2 separate regions of the Mus musculus genome follow, and region 2 is linked to region 1. The links are chromatin loops, found by intact Hi-C in ENCODE. Cell type or tissue: heart. All regions are shown on one strand.

Region 1 (5,000 bases):
GTTGGTAAAAATGAAACCCAGCAGGGTCAGGAGCAATAGAGCAAGCAGTAGCTAGAGGCAAGGGGATCCGAGCCTCAGGGATGAACTGAGCACCTGCCCTGGGCAAGGACCCCTTATCAATTCTTTTCTCTAATTGAGTAAATCTCAATTAGTTCTCAGCAAGTAGACCTCTGAACAAGTGTTATACTGTGTCACCTGCAGAGGAGGACACAGAGGCACAAAGTACAATTGCTTGTTCAGGGGCCATTGTCAGAAAGCAAGAAAGCTGGGATCCGAGCCCAGGCCTAACCTTTTGGGCACTCACATCTTATCCACTTGACTTTGGATGTTGTGAAAATCAGTGAACTCTCAGACTTCCTTCGAAAGAAGGATGTGTTGGCTAGGATCAAGTGGTCCATTGAGCAGCATCAGCTCTCAGGCAGCAAGAACCCTTGAGGACACAGGGATGTGACAGGACTGGTGAGTGCTGTGGAGAGACAATACCCACCTGGCTTCCCATGTGAACATTCTGTGGAGGTTTTCAACATTAACCTTTCTTTGTGAACCAGTGCTCCTCAGCAAGATGGAGGCCAGGGAGAGTCACATCAGCGGGGCGCTCTCTGCTGTATGAAAACCAAACAGTACGTCATTTTCTTAGACATAAAGAGTGCTTCCTAGGCCCTTCCCCATCTCCCACACAGGAGCTGACCAGTAGAGGTACTGTCCTCATCTACATAAAAGGAGTGTGGACCCTACGTCCTTCTGCCTTCCCAACTCATTGCTTTCTTGGTTTGGGCTGAGGTCATTTGTGTTTGAGACAGGTCTCAACACATAGTACAGGCTGGCTTCAAACGCTTTTTCTGCCCCAGCCTCCCAACTACCAAGATTACAAGTTTTGCAGCAGTGCCCAGTTGTACTTCACAACTAGGTGGTCACCTCAATTCATCCCCAGCCTCTACCACTCTAGAGTAGAAGCCATTATGGTAGTGCACCTCAGAGTCATCGGCAGGACCCTATGACATCACGTGAAGACGGTACTCTGGATGACACAGGGCTTCCCTGGCTTACAGTCCCCTTAACCCCGTGCAATGGGGAACGTCTCCTTACTGTGGTCTTCAGAGCTGGGGCTTGTGAGGAGAACCAAGCACCTTACTTTCACTGCCAGCTTCAAGGGTCTGGGGCTCTGACTGCTGGCTAGAGGCTAAGAACTCTCCTGGAAGCCCAGCCACTCACAGGACTGACAGAGCAAGTGTCCACAGGGGAGGAGATGTGGATTATCGGAACAGGGAGGTGAGCAGCTGAAGAGGCCAGAGGAACCTCAAACCCAGCTACAACCCACACTGGCCAGCTGGGAAGGTGCCTCACAGTGGCAGGGCTTCTGATCTTGTAAGAGAGAAGCTGAACATCTGGCCAAGTTTTAAAATGGACTTCCTCCTCCTCCTCCCCACTGCTCCTCCCTGCCCCCTTCTTTCCTGATGTGTGTGTGTGTGTGTGTGTGTGTTTGTGTGAGTGTGAACTGTATTTCTCAATCTCTTCTCAGTGAACCCAAAGCTCCCCTATTTCTCTAGACTAGCCTGCCAGTGAACCCCGTAGATTCTTCTCCCGTTCTAGGAATTACAAGCCCATGGGGAGACTCAAACTCGAGCCTTCCTGCTTGAGTAACTAGCATTTCATCCACTGAGCCGTCCTCTCAGCCTCTTAAATGCAGTTTTTTAAGTGCATCTAATTTAGCAGGAGTATGAACATGGGGAGGGGTAGTTTGGCTTAGAGAGTGGTTAGGATCTGAATTACATTGTTGTCATTGTCCTCAAACTTTGACAAGGACAATCCCCTGCTGTGTTGAGTGTGTAGGTACATGCCCAAAGAGCACCTATTTTGAGCAAGGCTATGAGAGTCTCCAAACGCAGAGATAGATTGTCCCCAAGTTTGTCAGCCAGAACCATTCCTCCCATGTGCGTGAGCACAAAAACAGAAAAGACACTCAGGTATCTAATGTATGACATTTATTGTAACCAAGGGGCCCTACACCCGTGTGTTGGTACCTAGACATGTGAACTCCTGTGCCCACTGGGCTGTGCCCTCCGTAAGATGTGCAGCATAGGGCAAGGCTGCTTCCTGAGATATCCCTGAGGGGTGGCACTGTCCACAAGGGCGCACGGTAGTGGCTGCTGCAGCGAGGAAGAGAAGGCGCCTGCGCGTTAAGGAGTCGAGAGACACAAGGCACCCGCAGGGAGGGCCTAGCGAGCTGGAAAAAACGCTGGTATCTGTCCTGCTTCCAGGTCCCGGTTGTCCGCCCCGTCCCCAGCCCCGCAAGAGGAACAGTGGGGAGGAAGTGGGAGGGAACAGAGAAAAGCTGGCAGTGTGGCAGCTGCACCCTGGGCGCTGTGGGAGGGAGGAGGGCGGCGCGCAGCCGCGGCCATTAGTCACCAGATGTCACCTTCTGCTGCCAAGGCGGCGGCTGGCTCAGACAATGGCCGCGCGGTGGAGGGGCGGGCCCGGCCAACCCCAAAGCCTCGCCTCTGCTGACACCTACTGCCCTAGGCCCACACTCAGGCTGCCCAACCTCGGAGCTCTTTACTGGGGCCGTTTCCTTGCCTGGCCCCAGCACCACCTGCTCCACATCCCCTCCCGTTTATCTGCAGAGCCGGCTCACTTTTCAGTGCTAGCGGCACCTCCCGCGTTTCCTGCTTGCCTCCTTGGCCCTCCTCCAATTTCAGAACCTGTCTCTCAATGTACAGGACTGTCTTGACTACAGAATGGGTGGTGTATGGTGGGGCAGGGACTCCCATTTTACCGCCCTGTGGAAAGTGCCTGGTACCTAGAGCGCTGATCTCCAACGCTGTAAGATAGTTTATCTCTGCAGTGGTACACTTAACCCCATTCAGAAAGAAAAAAAAAAAAAATCCTTCCCTCACTCCAGAAATCCAACCATGGAATTGCTGCATTTTCTCTTCACTGGGCACAGATCCTTCCTCCATCACCACCCAAAAATTAAAAAATTAAATAAAAGGGAGTCACCCTTTTATGATGGCTAACGCAGAGCGAGACCTTTCATGTTCATTTAAAATATGCCCAGGCCCACTGGAGTGCGATGAAGAGACCACTAGCTTGTGGGATGAAGAAGTTGTCTTCTATATGAATTGAGAGGACCAGGAAGGAAACACGTTAAGCTCTGTCAACCAAGCATGCATCTGAGCTCCAGCTTTGGATTTTTGTTTTTATAAACCTTTCCAAATGCAAACAGTCTTAGCCCAGGGACCATACAAAAGCAAGCTCCAGACAGGCTCTCCGTTCCCACGTATGCATCGCTCAAGTGGTCATACTTGCAGCATCCAGGGAAGAAGCTTGGCATGTCTGCAGGCTAGGGTCAGGGACAGACAGTCAGACTCACCCAGGTTGGAGTCTCAGTTTGTCCCTGGGCAGCTCGTGACCTTGACCAAGCCTGGGGGTAGGGGTGGGGGTGGAAAAAGCTTTGGAATATTCTTGAAGATCTGCTAGAAGTGCATGGGTTTCTACCATTTATCCCTTACTGCACTGCCCCAGGGCTATATGCAAGTTCAAGTACACACTCTGAACCTCAAGCCAGAGTAGAAGAGAAGACTGAGTTATAGCCACAGAAAAGGAAGTCACCTGTGCCAGATAGATCGGAAGTAGAATCCCAGCCTTGCCCTAGCCTGGCTGTGTGACCTTTCAGTAAAATAACACATCGCTCTCTCGCCTCTGCTGCTCCCATCCCGGCATGCTCAGGGTGGCTGGTTGGTCTTGACCAGAAAGGCACATAACCCCACACCTGAAACATGACAAACCAAAGGGGATGGTGTCACTGCAGCTGTTGTAAGCTCTCTGTATAGATATTCAGATGACCTTAGGTCCTAAGGCCCTCTGACTCTCATCTATACCCAGGGCAGATGAGAGATGGTGGCCATGTAATCAGGGAGTACTGCCTGGAGGAGGAACTAGTATGACCTTATCCCTTCATGGAGCCACTGGTCTCCTGGGGTCGGGGAAACAGTTGAAGGGGGAGGAAAGATAGCTTTGGATCTATGTTGTCCCTTGGGAACGAGAACCCACAGTGACAGGGACAGAGGAGCTTCCCTCTTTCTGCACCAACCAAGATTAGACCAGGTGACTGCTTGTAGATTTAAACATCCTTGCTGAAAATACAATACCCTTTATTACGAAGGTCATTCTTGCATGATAGCAAATTCAGATGAGTCCAAAGGAGACAAGTGACATGATACCCCATCCCCCATGCTTCCAAGCACACCCAGCAAAGTCGGACGTGGTTCTAGGAAGTTCTGTGTCTTCTTTCATGTTTTGCTTTTCTGGTAACAACTGAGAACCTGGGAGCCTTCACTGCTCAGGGCTCAAATATCTGCTCTTAAACACTGAGTCCCATAGCTTGAGGTGGTCAAAGGCTTGCCCTCCATTCTCCTGTTTCCAGGCACCTCTGTTACAGACGCTCTAGGCTTATCTTTTCACACATTTCATAGATAGATGATAGGTAGGTAGGTAGATAGATAGATAGATAGATAGATAGATAGATAGATAGATAGATAGATAATTGATAGATGATACATAGATGAGAGAAGATAGATGATAGGTAGATAGGTGATTGATTGATAGATGAGATAGATGATTGATTGATTGATGATACATAGATGAGATAGATAGAAGATAGATATATGATAGGTAGATAGATTAATTGATAGATGAGGCAGACAGACAGACATAGAGACAGACAAGATGACACACCCCTATAATGTCAGCATCCATAAGACAGAAGGAAGAGAATTGCTGAGTTTGAGGCCAGCCAGCCTGGGCTATGTAATGAAATTTTGTGACAAGGGGCCTTATATTGAAATAATTTTTAAAGCCAAGTTGTTAATAAATGTAATAAATTTTGTATATGAATATATACACATAGAATGCTTATAATTATATATAGTATAAAATCTTTTCAGCAGTGCTGAGCATTGATCCTAGGGTATGAATTTGCTAACCACATGCTCTGCTGCTAA
Region 2 (5,000 bases), 520 kb before region 1:
CCCAGTCGTGCGGTAAGGCAGTGTCTTCTACAGCTGAGACAGAAAGGTTGGTGTTTGGCTTGAGAGCATCGGGACAAAGGCCTCCTTCACGGGTCTGTTAGAATAAGAAGGGGTGCCTTTTCTGAGCTGAAGTTGCTTGAACTCTACTGAAGGGCGTTTAGATTTCCCACGGGGGAAGCCATGATGCTGAGACCTCTGGATATTCACTGCTACTTCCTCCATTCCTCTGCTTCCATCCTTCTAACTCCCTTCCCCCAACCCACTCTCACATTGTTCTCCTGTTCTGGGCCAGGTCAGCACGGCAAGACTGCTATCAAGGAGACATGTGTAGTTCCGGGTCTTGGGGCTCATTATCGACTGCAGCAGTTGCTGTGGCTGCTGGACCATCAGGATCTGTGGATGTGTTTAGACAGATGGAGGAATTACAGATGGGCTCAGGAGCTGTACGCGGGATACTGGAGGTTGGTGCTTTCTCCCTGGAGGCTGAGATTTGCAACTCTAGGCTAGATTTGTAAACTGTCAAATCTCAAGGCATTTGAACTCTGCTCTGAGGGGGCAGTGTGAAGTTATAAGCCGTGATGGTCATGATCACAGCTGCCTGTGCTTTAAGAGGTAGGGGATTGAGCAGGAAGGGAACACAGAGATGGTAAGAGACACTGGAAGGGGATAGGATAATGTTAAAATGGATGATGGTGATGTTTGCTGACCCTGATGGTACCGATGAGGTGATGATAAAGGCAATGGCAGTAGTTGAGGGAGTGTGCTGGTGAAGATGGTGATGGTGGTGGTGTTGACAGCAATGGCAATGACAAAGTGATGATGTTGACCGTGATATTTGTGTGTTTGTGGTGATGGTATCGACGGTGTTGATGATGATTATGGTGATGGTAGTAGTCTTGGTGGTGGTAATGGTGATGGGTCATGGTGGTAATGTTTGTAATATTGGTGGCGATGTTTATGGTCTTGGTGGTGACAATGATGATAGTGGCTTTTTTTTTTTAAGTTGGCAGTGATGCTGATGATTATGGTGATGATAGTGGTGGTTGTGGTGCTGCTGTTGATGGTGGTGACAGCGATGGTGAAGGCTGTGGTTGTGGTAATGTTGGCAGTAGTGAATCCTGACCAGGAGAGAATCTAGAAGGTGCAGAAGAGCTGATGTAATGGTATTTGATGACAGGAGCCATTTGCATTAGGGGAGGTGTGAGGTGATGGCTTTGGATGTTCTTATAGCCTATCGGATATCTAGGTGGTGTCCAGTGGACAGTGAGTACTGGGATCTGGAATTTAGCCAGACAAAGATGAGAGCGGTAGAGAATACACCTGCTTTGGGCATGAGATGCCCGAGAGAGGGCACAGAGGGACAGAACCAGAGCCAGGGTCTCTGTGGCTTCCTGATGTTCAGAAGGGTTTCCGAGTCTCCAGGCTTCCTAGGCTCTGCCCAGGGGCTGGAATCCAGGCTTCTCTGCTTGCCTCTCACCAGTGTCACACTCAGTGTTTTTATTCCTCGCCAGGTTCTCAGGAGGATGACATTTGAAAAGGGAGCTCTGTGCTAAAAAAAAAAAAAATCTCTTTCTAACCCAGGTGAAGGAATTGCCATCCTGTGGGGTTAAGAGAAGGGCCTGGGTGACCCCTTGTGACAGCTGGTCCAGGCTGGAATCAATCTGGAGCTCTGCAAAGGGATCGTGGTGTGTGGAGCAGCCTGCGAATAGGGATCTCTTTATAAGGAGGCTCCCTTCTCCCTTAACAAGCCCAGCGAGTCTGCAGTGGGTCTGGTGGAGGGGGTTGCAGCAGAGACGGTGGCAGGGCTTGAGGAGGTGCCTGATTACAAGTCCTCTAAAACCTGGGCTATGGCTCCAGCCAGATGTCGTCCCAGTGAGCACGTGGCCCTGCTGTGGCCCCAGTTTGGCTGCCGATGACTGCCTGGCCTTTCCTGCCCTCTCCTGCCACAGGCCCTCACACCAGGCCGGAATGTCCTCAGGAAGCGGCATCTCGCTCTGCAGAGGGAGCTTTGCTTCTGGACTCCTGGCTGCAGCTCCAGCCAGGATGTTTTGCAATGAGCCTGGGGAAGCGTCCATTCCGGGAAGATCAGGGAGTGGACGGTGCTTGCCAGCAGGGGTCTGGGTGAGAGGGCAGCCACTGCCTGCTGGGCTGGGGTGGGACAGCCCATTCCTCAGGCCCTGTGGGACCTTGGCCTCTAAGCTGTTTATCTGTCTGTCTGCCTGTCCATCTGGATTAGAGGGGCTGGCTTGCTCACTTCAGTTCCCCAAAGGGCTCCCAACTGCAGGGCAGCTTGAGCCTTCTTTCGCTTTATTTCATCTTGGAATGTTTTTGAATATGACTCAAAAGCGATTACAAATTGAAAAGGTACGCCTGCTTCCAGCCACACTGCCCCTGCCCAGGATCCTGGGCCCCAGGAGTAAACTCCCTCAAGTCCCTTTTGTAGTTTGTTGTCTAGTGTTCTGTTTGCAAACAGAAGTGGCTGCTCCTACCCCAGAGGAATCATGCTATGTGCGATGCTTAGGGCTTTGTTCTCCAAAGGGCCACATGACTGTCTGCACAGGACTCCAGCAGGGGTCATCAAGCGCCATGTGGATCCCTCACATAGGACTGTCTGTATTTGCTTTGGAGGAACATGCTGGAGGTGCAAGGCTCTCTACTTTCTTAAGAGCCAGTCCCTTCTCTGGTCTAACCTGTTCCTCCTACTTTCTCATGTAGCCACATTGACAGGAGAAGACCCCGAGGAAGCATGCCCAAGGGAAAACTGTAAATGACAAAGCCGAGGACTTCAATTCAGGTGGACTGGGATTCGACTCTTTCCTCTTTGTCTGTTGTACTGTTGGGAACTTTAGACCTATGGAGTCTTCTATTTTTAGGAGCCAGACCTTCGAAAATTGGAGAGGGCCAGCCAGTATGTCAAGATCTCACGGCTGCCCTTCCCTCTTGTCCTGACACCTGAGCTCTCCTGTGTGTGAAGGATTTCCGCATGCCCAGAAGACAGCTTCAAGCTTCCAGAGCCAGGCACACTTATAGAAGAAAGGAATAAAACCATTTTACAGATGTGTATGCCGAGGCAGCTGAAAGCAATTGCTGACTTGGGTCATGGTTTAAGTCAGGGTGGGTTCTGGGCCCCTGGCCCTCACATGTCCCTACCCAGCATCCTCTTTACCTGCTCTTCCCCCATAGTGTCACTTTGTGCTTTGTCCCTGAAGGCTTTTACCTGTCTTCTCCACTTTTCTCAGCCTTGTTTACCTGACGGTTCCTTTCCTTGGTCTTCACTGGCTAAGGTCAGCCTCTGGTGTGTATGTATGTGTGTGTGTGTGTGCACATGTGTGTGTGCATGTGTGTATGTATGTAAGTGGGTGTGTATGTGTGAGTGTGTGTGTACATGTGTGAGTGTGTTATATGTGCGAGTGTATGTGTATGTGTGGGTATGTATATGTGAGTGTGTGTATGCATTCTGTGAGTGTATATGTAAGTGTGAGTATGTGTAAATGATTATGTGTGTATATATGGGTGGGTATGTATATGTGTGAGTATGTATACGTATGTGACTTTATATGTGTGTGTATGTGTGAATGAGTGTGTGTATGTGTGTGTGTTAACTGAAGCATGATCTTGGTGGTATATTATCCATGTTCCTTCAGAGTTATGTGTCTAGAATTCCACATGCCCTGTTAGGCTATCAATTCTTTTGAGGAAAAAAGTTGATAAATGGCCTTCGGTGACCCTCAAACTCTTGTGTTCCAAGGGACGATGAAACGCACAATCTAACCTGTTCTTCTGAGCCACCTTTGATGAGCAGAAGATCTTGGAACTCTCTCTCTCTCTCTCTCTCTCTCTCTCTCTCTCTCACTCATTCTCTCTCTCTCTCTCTCTCTCTCTCTCATTTTCTCTCTCTCTCTAGGCTTAATTTGCCCTCCTTTAAAGTAAGGCTAAGACTCTTTTTTTTTTTTTTAACTTCCAAAAAGCTCTGAGGGTGAAATAAAGTGTTCACTGGATTTCATGGGGCATAGTTTCTAGTTCTGAACACTCTAAATTTTCAGGCAAATCAATTCTGTCTGTTTATGGCTGTGTACATGTCTACTTGTATACACGTGTAAATCGGAATTTATTTTGGAGACTAGGGTGGTATATTTGAGTATGTAGTACTTGAATATGTTAATTAGAATTTAGTTGTAATTCTGTCCTTCCTATACCCCTTTATGGGCAGAACATGATTGGTCTCCTTTGTTTCAAATCCAGCTGTGCTGGCACCCAGAGTTCCCCAAATACTCTCTTCTTTGGTGCAATCCCATCTACAAGGCTCTGCAGAACCCCCATGACAAGTACAGAGCAAATGCATCCATCAATAGCACGGAAGTCAACAAAGCAGTGTCTCTATGGGTTACCCTTGGGGACAGAAAAATGATCTGCCATAAAGCCATTCTGCTCAGCCACAGTGACAGTTCACATGTAGTGGCATGTCCACACTTGGGAAAAGGCAGACTCAGAATTGGCAGGTCTGGGTGGGGCTGGTGTCCTGTTTTTGTGACAAGCTCCTGGGGATGTCATTGCTGGTCCAGGGACCACACTTTGCATAGCAGGATTATAAAGAATCCTCTGTGAGAACAAATTCCTCCCCATGTTCGTCCCTGCTGCTGTATTTGGAGACAGGTGACCACCTACAGCTGTTTCTGAATTAGGCCATCAAATATACCAGCAGGAAGCGATCTGGTCTTTCGATGCTAGACAATAAGTCCTGGCAGGGAGAGAATAGGCAGACAGGTTAGAGACTGCAGTGGATGAGGTACAGTGACCATTGTTGGAGACAGGAAGGTCCTTCAGGTCTGTGCGACATTGGTGGAGTCTTTCTGAGGAGATGACAATCTCCCACACTCCTGTTACTTCCCCTTTCTCAGCAAATAAGCTTTGAGTTTGTTAGTGGTTTAATTTTTTATTTATTAATTTTTAAAGAGACACTTCCCCCCTTTTTTTTTCCTTGGGTCTGGAGTCATTAAACA

What was found. Hi-C counts contacts between places; a loop is a spot of excess contacts. Peaks named below come from ENCODE experiments on the same cell type or tissue, not always from the same donor. Only the 100,000 strongest peaks of a DNase experiment are listed, where the experiment ranks them.
Region 2: a loop joins it to region 1, with 2.4 times the contacts of the local background. A loop is called at or near these places in 2 of 42 quality-filtered maps.

Annotation. Positions count from the first base shown.
Region 1 is chr14:24,776,683-24,781,682 of GRCm38, reverse strand. It overlaps Gm31838 (a long non-coding RNA gene), which reads right to left and starts at 605. Exons shown (of 7, transcript XR_874416.2): 1 at 488-605. In heart, CTCF peaks have their summits at 2,302 and 2,506 (motif pointing left); DNase peaks (open chromatin) are centred at 1,352 and 2,332; H3K4me3 peaks cover 1,112 bases; H3K27ac peaks cover 2,878 bases.
Region 2 is chr14:25,301,682-25,306,681 of GRCm38, reverse strand. The region is part of intron 2 of Zmiz1os1 (a long non-coding RNA gene); the gene reads left to right. LOC115486423 (a long non-coding RNA gene) reads left to right here. Exons shown (of 2, transcript XR_001781198.1): 2 at 293-3,061. Among named protein-coding and RNA genes, the nearest start is that of Gm41113, 75 kb to the left of the region's middle. In heart, a CTCF peak has its summit at 2,066; a DNase peak (open chromatin) is centred at 2,021; H3K4me3 peaks cover 564 bases; H3K27ac peaks cover 2,110 bases.